Regions from separate parts of the Homo sapiens genome. Here region 1 is linked to region 2. Evidence: chromatin loops called from intact Hi-C (ENCODE). Cell type or tissue: gastrocnemius medialis. All regions are shown on one strand. Links, peaks and the distances in the headings refer to the core of each region. The heading gives the core; the rest is flanking DNA. Region 1 overlaps UNC13B (unc-13 homolog B). Region 2 overlaps UNC13B (unc-13 homolog B).

Evidence for each region. A loop is a pair of places that touch in the nucleus more often than their neighbours do. Peaks named below come from ENCODE experiments on the same cell type or tissue, not always from the same donor. Only the 100,000 strongest peaks of a DNase experiment are listed, where the experiment ranks them.
Region 1: it touches region 2 in a loop (1.9-fold over the local background); 3 of 110 quality-filtered maps call a loop at or near these places.

The regions. Positions count from the first base shown.
Region 1 is chr9:35,310,792-35,313,703 of GRCh38, forward strand. The region is part of intron 10 of UNC13B (unc-13 homolog B); the gene reads left to right. Among named protein-coding and RNA genes, the nearest start is that of UNC13B, 150 kb to the left of the region's middle. In gastrocnemius medialis, for the core only: no CTCF peak of the experiment used is centred there; DNase peaks (open chromatin) are centred at 1,325 and 1,677; H3K27ac peaks cover 2,500 bases.
Region 2 is chr9:35,384,036-35,386,947 of GRCh38, forward strand. UNC13B (unc-13 homolog B) reads left to right here. Exons shown (of 40, transcript NM_001371189.2): 22 at 211-279; 23 at 1,689-1,778; 24 at 2,130-2,258. Among named protein-coding and RNA genes, the nearest start is that of RUSC2, 100 kb to the right of the region's middle. In gastrocnemius medialis, for the core only: a CTCF peak has its summit at 1,185 (motif pointing left); no DNase peak of the experiment used is centred there.

The DNA.
Region 1 (2,912 bases), core at 245-2,744, 73 kb before region 2:
GCTGCCTTGAGGAGCTCACATGGCTTCCTCAGTACCTGCCCTGTGGTATTGCTGAAAATAAGTGATTGTCATTTGTTTCCCTGCAGCTGGGTATGGTGGTAGTTAACACCTCCAGGCTCAACTCTGTATTGCTTCCTTTGATTTATGGTGCACTTTCCAAGACATTTTGGAGATCTCTGAAGAATATTTGGGTTTTTGTTTGTTTGCTTTTGAGATAGGGTCTCACTCTGTTGTCCAGGCTGGCACGATCTTGGCTCACTGCAGCCTCAACAGCCTGGTCTCAAGCAATTCTCCCACCTCAGCTTCCTGAGTAGCTGGGACTACTAGGTGTGCACCACCACACCTGGCTAATTGTATGTTTATAGAGACAAGGTTTCACCATGTTGCCCAGGCTGGTCTTGAACTCCTGAGCTCAAGCAATCCACCTGCCTCAGACTCCCAAAGTGCTGGGATTACAGCGGTGTGCCACTGCACCCAGCCAGCACTTGGGTTCTTTGTAGTTAGTGAGCTGCAGTGTACCAGGGCTTCTTGAGTCTGCAGTTCATAGCTTACTAGTTGACCTTGTATATGGCAGCCTCTGAGTCAGGAACTGACTTGAGCCAGGTTATTTCATCCACTGGGGCTGTGGTAGGTACTTTGGCTGACTTCCTAACCTATTAAGAATGCTACTTTGACCTCTGGCCCAAACTTGTTCAAAGGGGTTGGTCAGGGTCAGTGTGTGTGCATGTACTTATGTACAGGTATATGTGTATGTGTGTTGAAGTACTCAGAACAGTGACCTGGTACCTATTCTGCTGGTATGGGCTAGAGGATCAGAAATCAGCCTGAAAATACCAGGCAATTAGGAGGAACTTAGGGAAAATCCCATTGGAAAATAACAGTGATTTCTGTTGTAACTTTTTTGGTGAACATTTTGTTTTGTTTTTCCCTGGCTGAGAAACCCAGGACAGAGTTAAGAAAGAATTGATCTAGAAGTCAGATTTAACCCACCCCTCAGCCTCCTCAGGGCCTAGCAATGTGTCTGCCAATTGGTATCCATAGGAAGAAAAATTTAAAATGTATCCTCTTTAACATCTCATAATGAAGCTGAGTACAGAGTCTGAATGTTATTACTGAGCTAAATCGGTTAGACTAGCTGATAGGTTGGAGCAGAGCCAGAGTTCTCAGTCTCGGCACTCGTGACATTTTGGGCCAGATTATTCTTTGTTGTGTATATTATAGGATGTTTAATAGCATCACTGGCCTCTACACACTAGATGCCAGTAGCAATCCTTGCAACCCTCAGTTGTGACAATTAAAACTGTCTCCTGACAGATTTCCCCTGGCGGGGACAGTTGCCCACTGGGGTAGAGTGATAAGGGATGGGTGTGACTTAGAGTTTCAAATTTCAAGATCTAATAATAAAGCCTCTCACTGAAACACCAGAGCACTGAATGCAGATTACATGGTAAAAATTAGGGAGTGACTGGTGCTTCTACTTTACCACTGGATTAATAGATGAGTCGCAAACCTTTCTGAAGATATTAACTTATTTTCTCTCTTCTTCCCTTTTTTGGTTTTTGGTCATCTCTGGTAGCTCATCTAATAGATGGGACATCCAGGAGGTGAGCTGTGGACCAGGCTTCTTATTGGGTTGATGACTCACTGAAAAACTGACTCTGGCTCTCCATAGACCTTAGACTTGGCAGTCACTGTTATCAGGGCAGAGTTCCTGGTGGAGAAGCAGAAGTGCCCAGCACAAGTCCTTGTCCTTCTCTACTGGTTGTGTCCTCTCAGGTCCTAGCTGTGAGAGTGAAACCCAGTTCTACCTTGGCCAGAAGTGCCCACAAATGTTTTACAACAGTTGACACATTTAGTTGGCATCAGAAACGACCATATATTTTAACATGTCTAGATGGTGGACACTTGTCTGCTGAATTGGCTGTAGACCTCAAAGAGAGAAAGGAGAAACATTGTTGCCAAGAATTAACCACTATTCTAGTTAATAATGTGGATAATGAGTTGTTCTAATGCAGGGTAGTGTTTCTGTCTCAAAGGTATTTTGTTATGTGTATTGTTCATTTTACTGAGGTTGTTCTAGAAGCAGCTCAAGGAACCAGATCATGGCAGTAAAAGGGCTGTGTGTTTTTTTTCTTTTCTTTCTTGGCACTTTTCATGTAAAAAGGAATGGGTAAGCCTTCTAAAATACTTAGTGGAGCAGGAAGGGTTTGCAGGAACAAAATTCTGCCCTAAGGATGCTATGCAAAAGCCCCAAGGGAACTGATCGTTTTAAGAAGTGCAGTGAGAGGGGTTGAAAGGCTTATTCCACCCCTCTCTGCATGGTTTCTATACTACGTATTGACTCAGGGCTCTCGCCATTGCCTCTAGAGTCCTGATCCCAGACTGTTCCAGGGAGCTACCACATTGGGTAAATGACAAAAACGAGTAGGAAAAGAGGGAACAGATGAAAAGCTAAAAGGAATTGTCATTTTAGAGATGAATTATTTTCACATTGAGTATTCAGTACTATGCTGCTCATTGGGTAAATGAAAAAGAAGGAAAAGAAGGAACAGATGAGGCGCAGTGGCTCACGCCTGTAATCCCAGCACTTTGGGAGGCCGAGGTGAGCAGATTGCTTGTGCTCAGGAGTTCAAGACAAGCCTGGGCAACATGGCGAAACATCGTCTCTACAAAAAGTACAGAAATTAGCTGGGTGTGGTGGCACGCACCTGTAGTCCCAGCTATTTGGAAGGCTGAGGTGGGAGGATTGCCTGAGCCCAGGAGATTAAGGCTGCAGTGAGCCGTGATCATGCCACAGCACTTCAGCCGAGGCAACAGGGTGAGACCCTGTCTCAAAATAAATAAATAAATAAATAAATAAATAAATAAATAAATAAATAAATAAAAGAGGGAACAGATGAGAAGCTAAAAGG
Region 2 (2,912 bases), core at 139-2,638:
ACAGAGCTGCAAAGAGATAGAACAGGGACTTTCTATCTCATTTTTTCCGTTACACTGTTTGTTGTTCTTCCCATGGGCAGGGATGTGTCTCCAACCCAATGCCTCCCGACTCTTTCTACTCATCCAGGGGTGGTTCTGTTTCTGTTATAGTTTAGGGGACTCAGACACAGGTTCTCTTTTTCTTCCCCTTTATTTGTTTCTCACCCTCAGAAAGAGAGATTTGTAAAACTGCTGGACCAGCTACACAACTCACTGAGGATCGACCTCTCTACATACAGGGTGAGTGAAGACACGGCTGTGGGCAGGATAATAGATATCAAGCACGGTCCCAGAGAGACTGTAGGCCAATCTTGGCTATAAAGATTGAGGCCAGGGAAAACTGGTCTGTGTCATCACATCCACCCAAATGGCCAATGCTACTGACACCTGTGGTTCTTTTAACTCCAGGGACCATGTGGTGTATAAATAGCAGCAGGTATGGTTAGTTTTTATAGACAGTTGTCTTTCCAACCTCATTCTTAACACTCTACTAAACTCTCTGGTGACATTCTCATTAGGGAGTTTCCTGAGGATAATCTCTTCCAGGAGTATCCTTTTAAAAAATTAGATACCTAATTACATTTCTTTTTTGCATTTTTCCATACTCTCCTCGTTTTCCAGCGGAGGTGTGAGAATCTGGCTAGGGGACAGAGAGTAGCTTGGCTTTTGCAAGTAATCTGTATCAGAGAGCATGTCCATTCCTAGTATAAAGGGAGGAAATAGGTATAGTAGGAGGATGGTTACTGGGACGGGACAGGATAAGGAAATGGGCAGTTTCTTAGTTCCTCCTATGTTAGATCTTAGAAATGGCTTCATTACTTGCTTTAAAGTGTGTGAATTTTCAGAACAGGCAATATATGCACATTAAAAAGTAAGTATAAAAACAACCTTAAAGTCAAAAAGAAATGAGGTTTTAATTGTCTGCACTCAAGTGCCCTCCATTTGCACAAATAATGGACAGCTGACTGTATATCTTATATTTGGCATATAAGTAGCCATTTGAAGGTTTAAAAACTGACCATTAATGTGAAGACAGGCTCAGCATCTCCCTTCAGCTCTTCATAGCAGCTCCCTCCTAAGACTCGTGCCAAAGTGAATGAAGTAAGGATGGCTGGAAATTCCTAAGGAACTCACTCCAAAAGCAGTTCTGCTCAGAGATCTGCCATCTGCTGGCTGCAGAACAGTAGAAGAGCTGGGTTCTATTGTACAAAAAGTACAGGTCCTGGACCTCAGTTTGGTCTGTAGTGTGGCTCCACTTATATTCCAGGATATACAGTTAGATTGTAATTTTCGAAGAACTCACTGTTGGTGTGTAAGAATCTTCATCCAAGAAAAAAGCATGTGTGTAAGTTTGTGTGTGCCTGTGTGTTCCTTTGTACAAGTGCTTATACATTGCATGGGAAGTAGGGCTGGAGGAGGATGTGTCACTTTCTAGGGTGGGGAGTATTAACCCCTGCTTTTGGCAAGAGCCTGTTTGCATCAATAGAAAAAAGAGAAGGAGACCTGTAACTTTACAGTGTTTTTGGCCAGCTCAACTAGAGAAAAACCCAGTAGGTAACAATTAGGGAAGCTTTTGATATCATCACTTTTGGCAGGGAAGGTTTTCATAGTCCTCTGTTCCTTTCTTACATTTGCTTGATTTGCAACAGAATAATTTCCCTGCTGGGAGTCCTGAACGGCTTCAGGACTTAAAATCCACAGTGGATTTGCTGACCAGCATTACTTTCTTCAGAATGAAGGTAAGAAATGGACTGGGGCTTGGGTGGTGCTGGGCTGGAGACCTGGCTACAGGAACGTGAAGAATGAGAATCATTGGGCAGAGTCTGAGGCTACAGGATTCATCACCTCTAAGCTTACATTTCTGTGTACCTGTTCCCTGGGTTACTTCTGAGAGAGCACATAGACTATGGATCCATGAGGATGGGGTGGAAGTTTTCCCTGTCAACTATCCTGGCAATTTCATCACAGGGAAAAGTCTAGGGACCCAGACAGGGATGAAAGAATCTAGAGTAGGTTTGGGGTAGTGCTAGGAGAATATCCCACCCAGGTGAGCAGGTCCTTGGGCCCATATTTCTTCTTTTAATTGGCAGGTACAAGAACTGCAAAGCCCTCCAAGAGCCAGCCAGGTGGTAAAGGATTGTGTGAAGGCCTGTTTGAACTCCACATATGAATATATCTTCAACAACTGCCACGACTTATACAGCCGCCAGTACCAGCTGGTAAGAGGTTCAGGATCAGGTGGGGCCAGCTGTCAGTGGCTCTTTGGAGCCTCAGTTTTCCTTCATGATGGTGGTGGAAAAGCACTCAGGACAAAGTACTTGATGTTCTCAAGGGTGAGTGAGTTGTGGAGTATGAACCATGTGGACCATGTGAGATATGTGGATGGAAAGAGACCCCTGGGCAAGATGAGACATACCTGAATTGAACAGAAATGGCAACAATAATGATGTTGAAGAAAGTAAACCTAAATTCATGCACAGTTCAGGGGTTGAGTAGGGGAATTCTCAGTCCATCCCAGAGTCTTTTTTTCTCCCTCAAGTTTAACTTTATTCTGACTCTTGCAGACTCTTGTAAGTTCTGGGCTTCCTTCCTCTGAGATCTGAAGTGGTCTCTGAGCTGCTGGCTCCTGGAAGCTTTACTTTTCCCTCTAATTACTTCTCTCTGAAATGTGTGGTTCTTCTGGGTTGTATTCATCCACTGGCTATCAAGACTGACCCTATCCTTCTGTGAGGCTGAGCTACTTCACCTGTTTTAGCCTGGCACCCTAAGTCAGTACCTGGTGACTTAGTACATTTTCCCAGATCCTTCTAATAGTGTCCCCGATCCATGCTCCCAACTTATTTGAAAGCCAGAACTTACTTCTAGCTCCAATT